Regions from separate parts of the Homo sapiens genome. Here region 1 is linked to region 2. The links are chromatin loops, found by intact Hi-C in ENCODE. Cell type or tissue: IMR-90. All regions are shown on one strand.

Region 1 (5,000 bases), 150 kb after region 2:
TTAAAAAATGTGGAGAATTTGAATAGTGCAAGGAATGTATACAGAAAACAGTGTCTGGAGAATGCCTGACTTAGTTTGCCAAAAAAGTGTCGGCTCCGCTGCCTTGCCTCCAGTGGATTACCCCTAGGATGATCTTATTTCCCTTTCTGTTTAGATTCAGGGAAGTACTGAGCATCAGCGTCTTTTCCGTGTGGCTGTTACTGATATTGTTACAGTTTCATAAAGAACAATACTTATCATACCTTAGGCCAAATGTTCTCCAAAACAAAAAAAAAGTAAATAGAAACTTCCAGCCCTGACAGGTATTCAAGCCTAAAGTATGATACAGAGAAACAAAAAAATAGAAAAAAAATTAACTGTTCACATAAAGATACCCTGTAGGGACAGGCGGGTGGGAGGAGTGTTGGTAAAGCCCTAGTGACAGGGCTTGAGGGCCACAGTCCCTGGGGGCCTCAGTGCATATTATTGGTGTCCCTGTTTGCCCAAATGGCAGAGATTGTGGGCTGGGAAGGGAGGGACTAGTTCAAAGAAGATAGCACAATGTCTGCTGCAGAAACCAAGGGGCATGAGTTTTATTTGGGAAAACCAAGAGGGATTTGAAATGAGTCAGTGGCTACTGAGCAAGCAGGGTTCAGAAGTCCCACATTTTCCAGAAACTCGAGTGTCTTACAACACAAAGGTCAGTGTTCTCAGCACAGGCTCAGGCAGCTCTAAAGCAACAGCCAGCCCTACCCAGCCCTTCCTTCTCAGCTCACGTTCCAGGTAAGGAGCGTTTTTATTTTTGAAATCCAGGTGCACAGTCAGGAGATGGGAGGAAACAGTGACACCCATCTTTTTAATGAGCATTGCTACTGGAAAAGAAATTAGCATCACCCTGAATTTTATGTGATGTCAGTTAAATGAAGGTGTTTTATAGCACTTTACAACAAATTAGAATCAACCAAATTGAAAATAAGCCTAGCAGCTGGGATAAGTAATCAGGTAAGTGGCCAGTTTTGCTTATTTTTACTTTGAGCTGAAGACAGAATTTGAATTTTTAATGTCCCAGAGGTGTGAGATTCACAACTGGGGAGTGTGGTTTCTGGGATGATTGTTTAAGATGCAGGCAGCTCCATCTTGCCCTTAGGTCTCCAAGTTGCTTGACACATTCCCTGGAAATTGGCCCTTGTATATATACGTGTACACCGGAGAGAGGGTTGTGAATTAGTGTAGGCTAGAGCTCTGCTTTTGACTGAACATTAGAGAGCAGACTGGAAATAGATGACCCAGAACAAGGCAGTAAATCATCCACATTAACTGAGAAACTAATGAAAGGACTGAAATTTATACGAAGAATTTATGGCCACTCATGAAATCAGCCCAAATCAGAGGAACTATTAGAACACTTTTATGTTTTAAGAAAATGGGTACTGTGTTCATTTGCTGTAATTTGCATGTAGTCAGAGTGCCCTGACATGATAAATACTGGCTTTGGTGGACAGGATTTTACAGCAGAGCTTTGCACTCCATGAGCCAATGTTTCTTGCATAAATGACTTGATGATTTTAGTGTCTAAAATATGTTCAGAAAACTGTTGAAAGGCCACAGGAAGCTTTGCGATGATAACTATTCTGGAATTGGTGCCCTGGGGTGTACCCGATATGTGTGTGCTTGCTTATGTGGGCAAAAGAAAGAGGAGAAAAAGAGGAGGCAGATGGGAGGAGTGTTGGTAAAAATGAAACTGCAGATCACTCAGAATGGAAGTATTAAAAGGGCAACAAATGAAGATAAAATGATGCTTGCAATTATGGTTTATAAAGAGAAATAGGCCATATTGAGTACATAATTTTTCTTTTTTCTCCTCTGCAGCTGATGGATTAAATGAAATAAACTAATCTGCAGAAAATCCATGTATCTAGGTTGTTGTCAGTCGACCTTAGAGAAAATTAAAACTTGCGCAGATTTCTTACTACTTTCTACTTAAATTTTTCTACTTGAAACACTTTTCTCAAAATACTTGTATGTGTACTATTTTATCTTAAAATTTTTTTATCTTAAAAAATTCAGGTAACTTCAATACCTAACTACTGAAGCAGCAGATAATTTTACTCATAAAAAAATAAAAATGACAAACACGACATTCTCCCATAATTTCTTCAGCAGTAACTTCTCCTTCCCTAAGCAATAGCCCTTATTTGACTTTCAGGACTTTATACTTCAGGTGTGGACATGGAAAAAGTAAGTTTTAAGTTTCCATCATCATTAGCTTTTGATAATTCTGTTCATTAGCAGTACCCTGAGCCAGAGGAGTAAGCAGAAAAAACTGACTTCTCTACTGGAGTATCAGATAGATCATTACACCGTGAAGAACAAGGACAGATCTCCAATGAATCCAGCTAATACTGAAAACATATCTGCAGCACTGAGCTCCAAACTGACAGCGTCTACTCTAGTGCTTGACCCTGTTCAGCAAACTTGGGTATTATTCAAGGTGGCACTTCCCTGGTTTGACAGATCACTGTGCTCTGAAAGCCTTAAAACATGCGCTTGAGTTGTAGAGGTTATCCACTGTATTTTGTTGCCTTGATAAAAATGGGTTCAGAGAATTGAGTGAATTTATAGGACAGGGGTTCAAATGTGCTGACCTTCTATTTCCAGAGAAAGCCTTTGTTTTTTTTTGTTTTTTTTTTCTCCCCACTACCTCTCCTCTTTGTTTTGTACTGCCCTCTCCTGGCTAATAAATTTCTTAGTAATGAATATTTAGAGAAGCCAAGTGGCGGAAACACTGGGGGCTGCTATCATTTCTACTTTCCGTTAGAAATTTCAGATTTTATTATATGAAATGCAGAGTTGACATACAGTGATTAATTCAGATGTGCATAGATACAAGATTGCTGAAATGATATCAATTGTTGTAGAAATATCTGTATGAGAGTAATTTGGTCATTTATATGGACTTTGCAATGTTTATGAAAAATGATTTTGCAGTTTATTGCATCATTAGTCAAATTTTCTGAGTCATTGATGTGAAAATCCACTGTTATTGGAAATAATCTGGAAACTTTCTCTCTACGTTTATATTTTACAGTGGCTGCTAATTTACAGAAGATTGTAGATGATCCCAAAGCTTTAAAAACATTGACATTTAAGTTGGTAAGTGGAAAGTTATGGAAAGAAGGAGGTAATATTTTGCCATGCTGTGCCAGCAGGGAATAATAATCTAGTTTAATAACCTACTCTGTAATTTTGCTGTTGTTGTTTTCTTTTAGAATCAATTTTTGCATTTGGAAGCATTTGACTCTGCAGCGTTAGGGAACGTTTTCTGATTGTGACTGGAAGTGTCCTCTTCTATGAGCATAGCTTTTTCTTATCGTCACACCTTTGACTAAGAGCGGCCATATAAGAATCTTGAAGCCTAGATCATTTTGCTTGCAGTTTGTATTGCAACTTGACCATAAAGACAAAATTACACTGAATTCAAAGCAACACTCTTAATAAAGCTTTCCTAAGACAAAAGCCAAGTGGTTCTAACTTTTAAAAATAGAGGCTGATTGTTGTAGAAATGGTTTAGGTAATTGGAAGCAATTGTAGAACAACTCACCAAAGGCTGGCGGACAAAGACACAACAATTTACTTCCACATTTCAAATCAACAGTAACAGATTTTTGTAGAAAGGAGATATTTCAACAGTTATTCTGCACTAGTAGATTGTAAACTTAAGTACTAGGTGGCCACAGAGATACAGAGTGCCGGACATTCTGGGGTCACTGTGAGACCAAGATGGTGGTGGTCAGAAATGGAGAGAAGTCCAGATAGTCAAAAGTGACCGTTTTCCAAAAAATTTTAGCGAACAGTACATTAAGGTACATTTTAAAAATCGTAAGTTAATTTTATCAAAGGCTGGTCAGAATCCCAGAAGCAATTTTAGATCTAGATGACCAACACTTTGCTGTGCACAACATAGATTGATGATCTTTTTTATATTTGTGAAATTAAATGGAAAATGTGGGTGACCAAAAATGCTAAATGATTAGTTACAGTAAATGTGAGCCTGGTGCTAATTAACTTCCTGGGTCTTGCTTCCCATCTAATTTTAGATAGCTAGGCTGTGTGATAAAAGAAAAACACAAAGATTTTCACAGAAAAGATATATCTGAAGGAATTCTTTTTGCTTTGATAAGAAAGTAACATTTTATTCAGATGTAGAGTGCTAGGTTAACAAATAGGAAAATCCCTTTTCTGGTTTGGGATGACACTGTCACCTCTTAATGTGTGTGTTTTTTTTTTTTTTAATGTGAGAGTATATTGATGAGAAAATGGCAGCCTGTGTCAGCATTTCAAGCCAATATATGTCCCTTTATTCATTTTTTTAATACCACCTCAAGAACATTTTCCTAATTTGTAATATGCAAACAGAGATAAGAGTTTGAAACTCTCATGCTGGACTTTTCTCATTTTATTATGAAAGAGGAACAGTAACCCTGGCCCTTTCCTACTACCGAAGATTTTGTGAAAACAGCCGCTGTACAATCTCTAGGTAAACCATAAGAATAATGTAAAACTCTCCCTCATCTCCTAATCAGCTTATATGTTTCTTAAATTCTCTCTGGATTCTGTCCTCTTCCCTGCATCTCCATTTCCTGCACCCAAGCAGGATTCTCTCATCTTCACAAACTAATCTTCCTGCCACCAGTTTGTCAGCTTTTGGCTCTGTTTACCACCCTGTGCCTGTAGCCAGAGTAATCCTCCTACAATCCCAAAATGTGGTAGACACAGTGTTTCCACTGCCCTATTGTAAACCGCACACCCGGGACAGGCTAATGAAGCCTGGTCTGCCCCCACTCCTCCAGCTCTCCTGCTTTACCATTATCTCTGGTAGTAGGCCCATTTCACATCTCGGGAACCTCGGGCTCGCTGGGGTGGATTTGCCCAGGATCACACAGCGATCACACAGATCCTGAGTCTGGAAGCTGCAGACTCCCCCCTGGTCTAGCCTCAGTGCCCACGCTCTCAACAGCCAT
Region 2 (5,000 bases):
CATAGCAGGTGCTCAGTCAGCAGTGGCAGTGTGATTGTCATGTAAATAAGGAGAATGATTATTGTGGCTACGGAAGACTGGACATTTTAGAAGTATGTAGTGAAATCAGGAGTGAAGAGAGTGTCCTGTAGGTGGGGTGGGGTGCAGATGGGTATTGAAGGTTGTTTCTGCATTGCCGTTAATTTGGGTGAAATGGAGGAAAAGCCTATGGATGCCTACAGAAAGAAGGAAAATAATTACAGTAGTTAGTTCATTGCCATTGCCTATTCACCTGTCTTCATGTTTTCTTTTCCGATCCATCAAGGTGCTGGCAGTGGGTGAGAACCAGGGCTTTCTTTCACTACAGTAAACCCTCCCTGCCCTGAGAAGGGGCGTGTATGTGTGAAGAGCCTAAGAGTAGTGAGAATTAAATACAAACACAGCCAATATTCTTTCACAGCTTTCAGATCACTTTCATTTATGCTTCCATATTTGTCCCAAACAATTGTTCTTGAAGACAGGTAGAGCAGGTGTTACTGTCACACTTTACAGATGGAAATGTGAGAGGTGAAAAGGACCTGCCCAAAGTCACATGGCCAAATAAGCAGGAGTGAACTCCAGTTCTTATTCTCAATCTATGCTCTTTCCACCAAATCATACCTCAGAATGAAGAAGAAGAGAACGGAGAGGACAGGAAGGAAATATAGATGGAGAAGGTAGGCAGAGTTAAGTGGTGTACACAGGAAAATGGGAGCGTATTTGTCATTCTCAGAGTGAGTCGGCCACCATTTAAATTGTGTGAGGAGGATGTCTGTGCTATTCACAGGCACTAGGAGATGCTACAGGCACTAGGAGATGCTGCAGGCATCATTGCAGGAATCTGGGAAGTTTGCCAGGGTTCTAGCAAGTGTAGAGGGAAGGAGGTGACAAAAAGGCTTTGGAGATTATGTTGGGGAGAGAGATGGCTAGTGAGAGTTTGGTTAGCATCAACAGTTGTTAGATACCGTCAGAAGCTCAGCTTCTCACTCATGAAGTGGTAATGGTAATAATAGCTATGTTTGGGAGGACTAAATTAGGTAATACATAATATAATAGTGGTTGGGACAAAATAATAAGTGGCACAGGTTATAGCAAAATTTTTTAATAATCACATATATTGCTTTTATTACTATAGTTATTATAGTCCAGATTGTTTTTGTAACATTTATGATTGCTGCCACAGCTGTGGGCACCCCTGCTGCTGTTCCCATTTCTGCTGCTGCTAGAACAGCTGTTTCCATTACAACCACTGCTACCAGTAGTGGGCACTCAGGTGCACATGATACAAGGACATAGCACAGACAGTGAAACTCACCTTTCTGTGAAGAACGCACAAACGTCACAAGACATGCAAAACTCAAAGAGTAATAGAGAATAAGCGCTTTGGTATGTGGGCATAGCATCTGTGCTACAGCTACGGGAAAGGTCATGAAGCTGGTAGATGGGGGACATGTGAAGGGGGAAGAGAGAAAAACGATATTTATTGTGCACCTTTATGCATCCTGCTAGATGCTTACGTCACATTTATCTCAATTACTGCAGCCATACAACAATCAGTAAAGTTCTGAGTATAAGATATGTTAAATAGGTTAGGCCAGAGGATAAGATACATTAGACTATTAAGAATGATTTTTAAAAAGCTATAAATATTTTGAAATACCAACAGAAAAGGAAAAACCATCTATTAAAAGTGAGTTAAGCTATCCCTAAAGGGTTACAGGATTTTAAAATTGAGAACCACAAATATCTCCTAGTTTTCCATGCTTCTGTGTACAGGCCTGAAAATTAAGGCCTAAGGAGGTCGAGCCTTAACCAAGGCCAACTGCATCATCATGTCCTAACAGTCCAAAGCCAGTATCCCAGTTTGTTACCATTTAGTTTCTTCTTTTAGTCGATAAAGAGGGAAAATTACCCTGAGTTTCTACAGAATTGCTTTTTTCCCCTCCTGGAATCTTATAATTAACTTATAAAATATCGAAGGTTATGCATTATCATTAAAGCAGAGAAGAGAGAGTGATTTCAAATGCTTGATGGAATGATGTTAGTTTTGTTCCAAGTTTTCCCAGTAGAGGGCAGCAATGGGTTTTAAGTCTGTGCCATTGTGGAAAGCTAACTGAGCAAAAGTTTTGGCTTTGTCGAAGGCCTCAGACTTGGAGTTGAGGGATCAAAGGGGTGTTAGGTCCCTACTGAGCCATGAACAAGAGACACCTTAGTCAATTAGGGTGCTACTTTACTGGGCAGGAGATTGAAGGGTGATGGTTTAACGACTTTTCACTATTACTATTTTTAAGTTATATTTTCTATTAGCAAATCAAAGCAATCTACCATTTGCATTTTACATAATTCGTGTCAGAAACAAACATCTCAATTTTGAAGATGGGATTGGAGAGCTTCCAGTATTTTGTGGTCTCAAGCTATTTTTAGAAAATTCTTTGGTTTCTGCAGTTCTCCTTAGAGCTTGGTAAATACGGGTAGAAGAGAGTCAACATGTACAATAATAACAGTGAAGGAGAAGTGGACCCACTTCCGCAGTTACCGTGCATATTATGGGTTTAATATAAAATACTCCCAGTGATCCACATCGGCCTGAGTGCACATGTCCTCTCTCCACTTTGTGTTTCCTTTTCCCATCCTCTCGCTTAAAACCGACCATGTGCCTTGGGAATAAATCTCATTGAGGAACTCACATGCTCACAGGGAGGAGGGCAAGGGTGGTTGAGGATATTATTTTTCCTATTTTAGAGCTGAGAGAACAGTAGGCCAGAGAGGTTAAAGTTACTGATTTCACTGGGGCTGTTACAGGGACAGGCGTTCACAGAGTGTGAGCTCATTGGTGTTTTCACTGCTTTTTTATTTTAAATTCTTTGCTTTTTAGTTATTTGAGAACTGAGAGTTCCTTTGGTCAGAAAAGAGCTTTTGGTCACTAGGGGGTGCTATTAGAACAGTTCATTGACTAAGAATCTGGACAGGAATTGCTTACCAGTCTGTAAAAAGCCTTGCAGCCGTAGATTTTTTCCTTTTGCTCTGTGTCTGTGGCTTGACTGGTGTTCGCACTGGGGGTGAATTAGGCAGAGGTGAGGGTAGAGGAAAGAGCAAGGGGGAAAAGCATCTTACAGAGTTACTTTCAATTCATTTGGTGAATTGAGTTGTTGTTTTTTTTTTTTTTTTTTTTTGAAAGCATATGTTCTGGGAAAGTGACTCCTTTCTGGTTGCCTTTGACTGGGAGCTGAGAGGATCCACTCTGGAAATTGTAATTTGCTGATCCCCATTTAGGGAGAATGTCTTTATTTTTAGATTGATCTTGAAAGACAGTGAGCTGTGTAAACTTTCACAGACTTGGAGGTCCAGTTTTGGATATTTAGAAATAATGACACATACTCTGAAATTATTGTAAGAGATACTGTTTCTACAAATTTAGTTTGTAGAAAACTAATTGTTACTGGAAATCACATCCAGTTAGATTTGTGAGGTCTGGATAGTCTTCAAACATATTATGTGCTTCCTTTTTGCCTTTGGGAAATTTGCTAACTTTTCCCAAAAGCTTGCGTGCATGAGCTAGCTTTTCTGGAACTGAAGTGGCGTGTTACTTGCTGAGAGAAGCTCCCGACTGCCTCCTCCTCCTCCTCCATCTGTCCATGCAGTGCTCCCCGAGCATCCTGGTAACCTACTAGGTGCTGACCTTCCCTACGGTAGGTGGCCTTTATTCAGCCTCTCAGCTCCCTCTAATCCTAGTGTACCATTTCTTTCCTTTCTTCCGAAAGGAAAATAATTTGGCTAGAGTTGCGGAAAAACTAATATAAAATATTGTCAGTAAATGCCCTTTTGATCTTGTCAAAACTCTACTATAGTTGTACTGTCTTTTCTCCCTGATTGAAAACTCAATGGCTTCTTGTCATTAATAGGATAAGATACAAGTTCCCGCCACTTATAAGATGAGGTGCACATCACTTGGAGGTAAGGGATCACTCCAGGGTCCCATGGTCTATGTCTCCAGGCTTTCTCTCAGCCACGGGCCACCTCGGCCTTCAACACATCTTTACCAAATTAGATGTGTTTGGTAATTGTACTTTTCTACCAGTACACTCCTGAAATCCCCACATGCACCATGAAGGCCTCTCCCTACACTTGTATCTCTCCCAGCCTAGCATCTTTTCTGTGAAGCTTTCTGATACTACCCTCCCAGCACCCCAGGAGGTTCATCAGTCTGTTCTCTGTACTACTCCTTACCTTGAGCTTAAATATGTTGTTGCACTTGGTGTCATTTATAGCTTACTTTCTGCTAGTTTTACCTTCTGTAGCCTACTATCAATTCTTGTGGAGCATGGATGGTGTCCTTTTATCTCTGTGTTCTCAGTACCCAACATAGTATTTTGGTCAATTAGTAACTATTTTTCAAATTGAAGTTTAGCAAGCAAGATGGTGATGAGGATCGTCTTCATGGGAGCTGGTGTGAGAGTGCAAGGGGAGGTAGAGGAAATCTGCTTTTAGTTTTAAAGAAGAATAGTTAAGATATTTTTCAGCTGGTGCTGTATTCTTGTATTTGAAGTCTGGGACTCAGGGTTTAGCCGAACCTAAATTTAAAATCAACTTTGTTAGCACCAACTTGTTGAGAGTCTTGAGTGAGCCATTAACTTGATTCACCTTTGCCACATGATCATAGAATGGAATGGTTAGATATTATTAGGTAATAATTGTGAATTATGCACTTTGTATTATTTGACAACAAAAATGTAGTCCCTACCACTCAGCATATATTGACTATTGTCATTTTCTTCTCTGAGCCAGGATGCACATACGTTTTCCTGTTACCTGAAGCTGCATTTAATTAGGAAGATATTCCAAAAATAGCTTTAAATTAGGTTTTAGTACGCTCCACTTTTGGATTACCTTTTACTTATTTCCTCACTTAGGAGAAATAATTTAAACTTTTTATATCATGATCCTGCAAGTCTTTAAAATGAGTAAGATGTTTTGGAGTAGGG

What was found. Peaks named below come from ENCODE experiments on the same cell type or tissue, not always from the same donor. Only the 100,000 strongest peaks of a DNase experiment are listed, where the experiment ranks them.
Region 1: a loop joins it to region 2, with 9 times the contacts of the local background. A loop is called at or near these places in 56 of 110 quality-filtered maps.

What each region holds. Positions count from the first base shown.
Region 1 is chr2:167,962,794-167,967,793 of GRCh38, reverse strand. STK39 (serine/threonine kinase 39) reads left to right here. Exons shown (of 18, transcript NM_013233.3): 17 at 3,068-3,132. Among named protein-coding and RNA genes, the nearest start is that of B3GALT1-AS1, 24 kb to the right of the region's middle. In IMR-90, a CTCF peak has its summit at 2,704 (motif pointing left); no DNase peak of the experiment used is centred here; H3K27ac peaks cover 821 bases.
Region 2 is chr2:168,116,794-168,121,793 of GRCh38, reverse strand. The region is part of intron 10 of STK39 (serine/threonine kinase 39); the gene reads left to right. Among named protein-coding and RNA genes, the nearest start is that of STK39, 130 kb to the left of the region's middle. RefSeq lists an enhancer at 4,893-5,000. In IMR-90, CTCF peaks have their summits at 2,100 (motif pointing right) and 2,936 (motif pointing right); DNase peaks (open chromatin) are centred at 2,103 and 2,933; H3K27ac peaks cover 601 bases.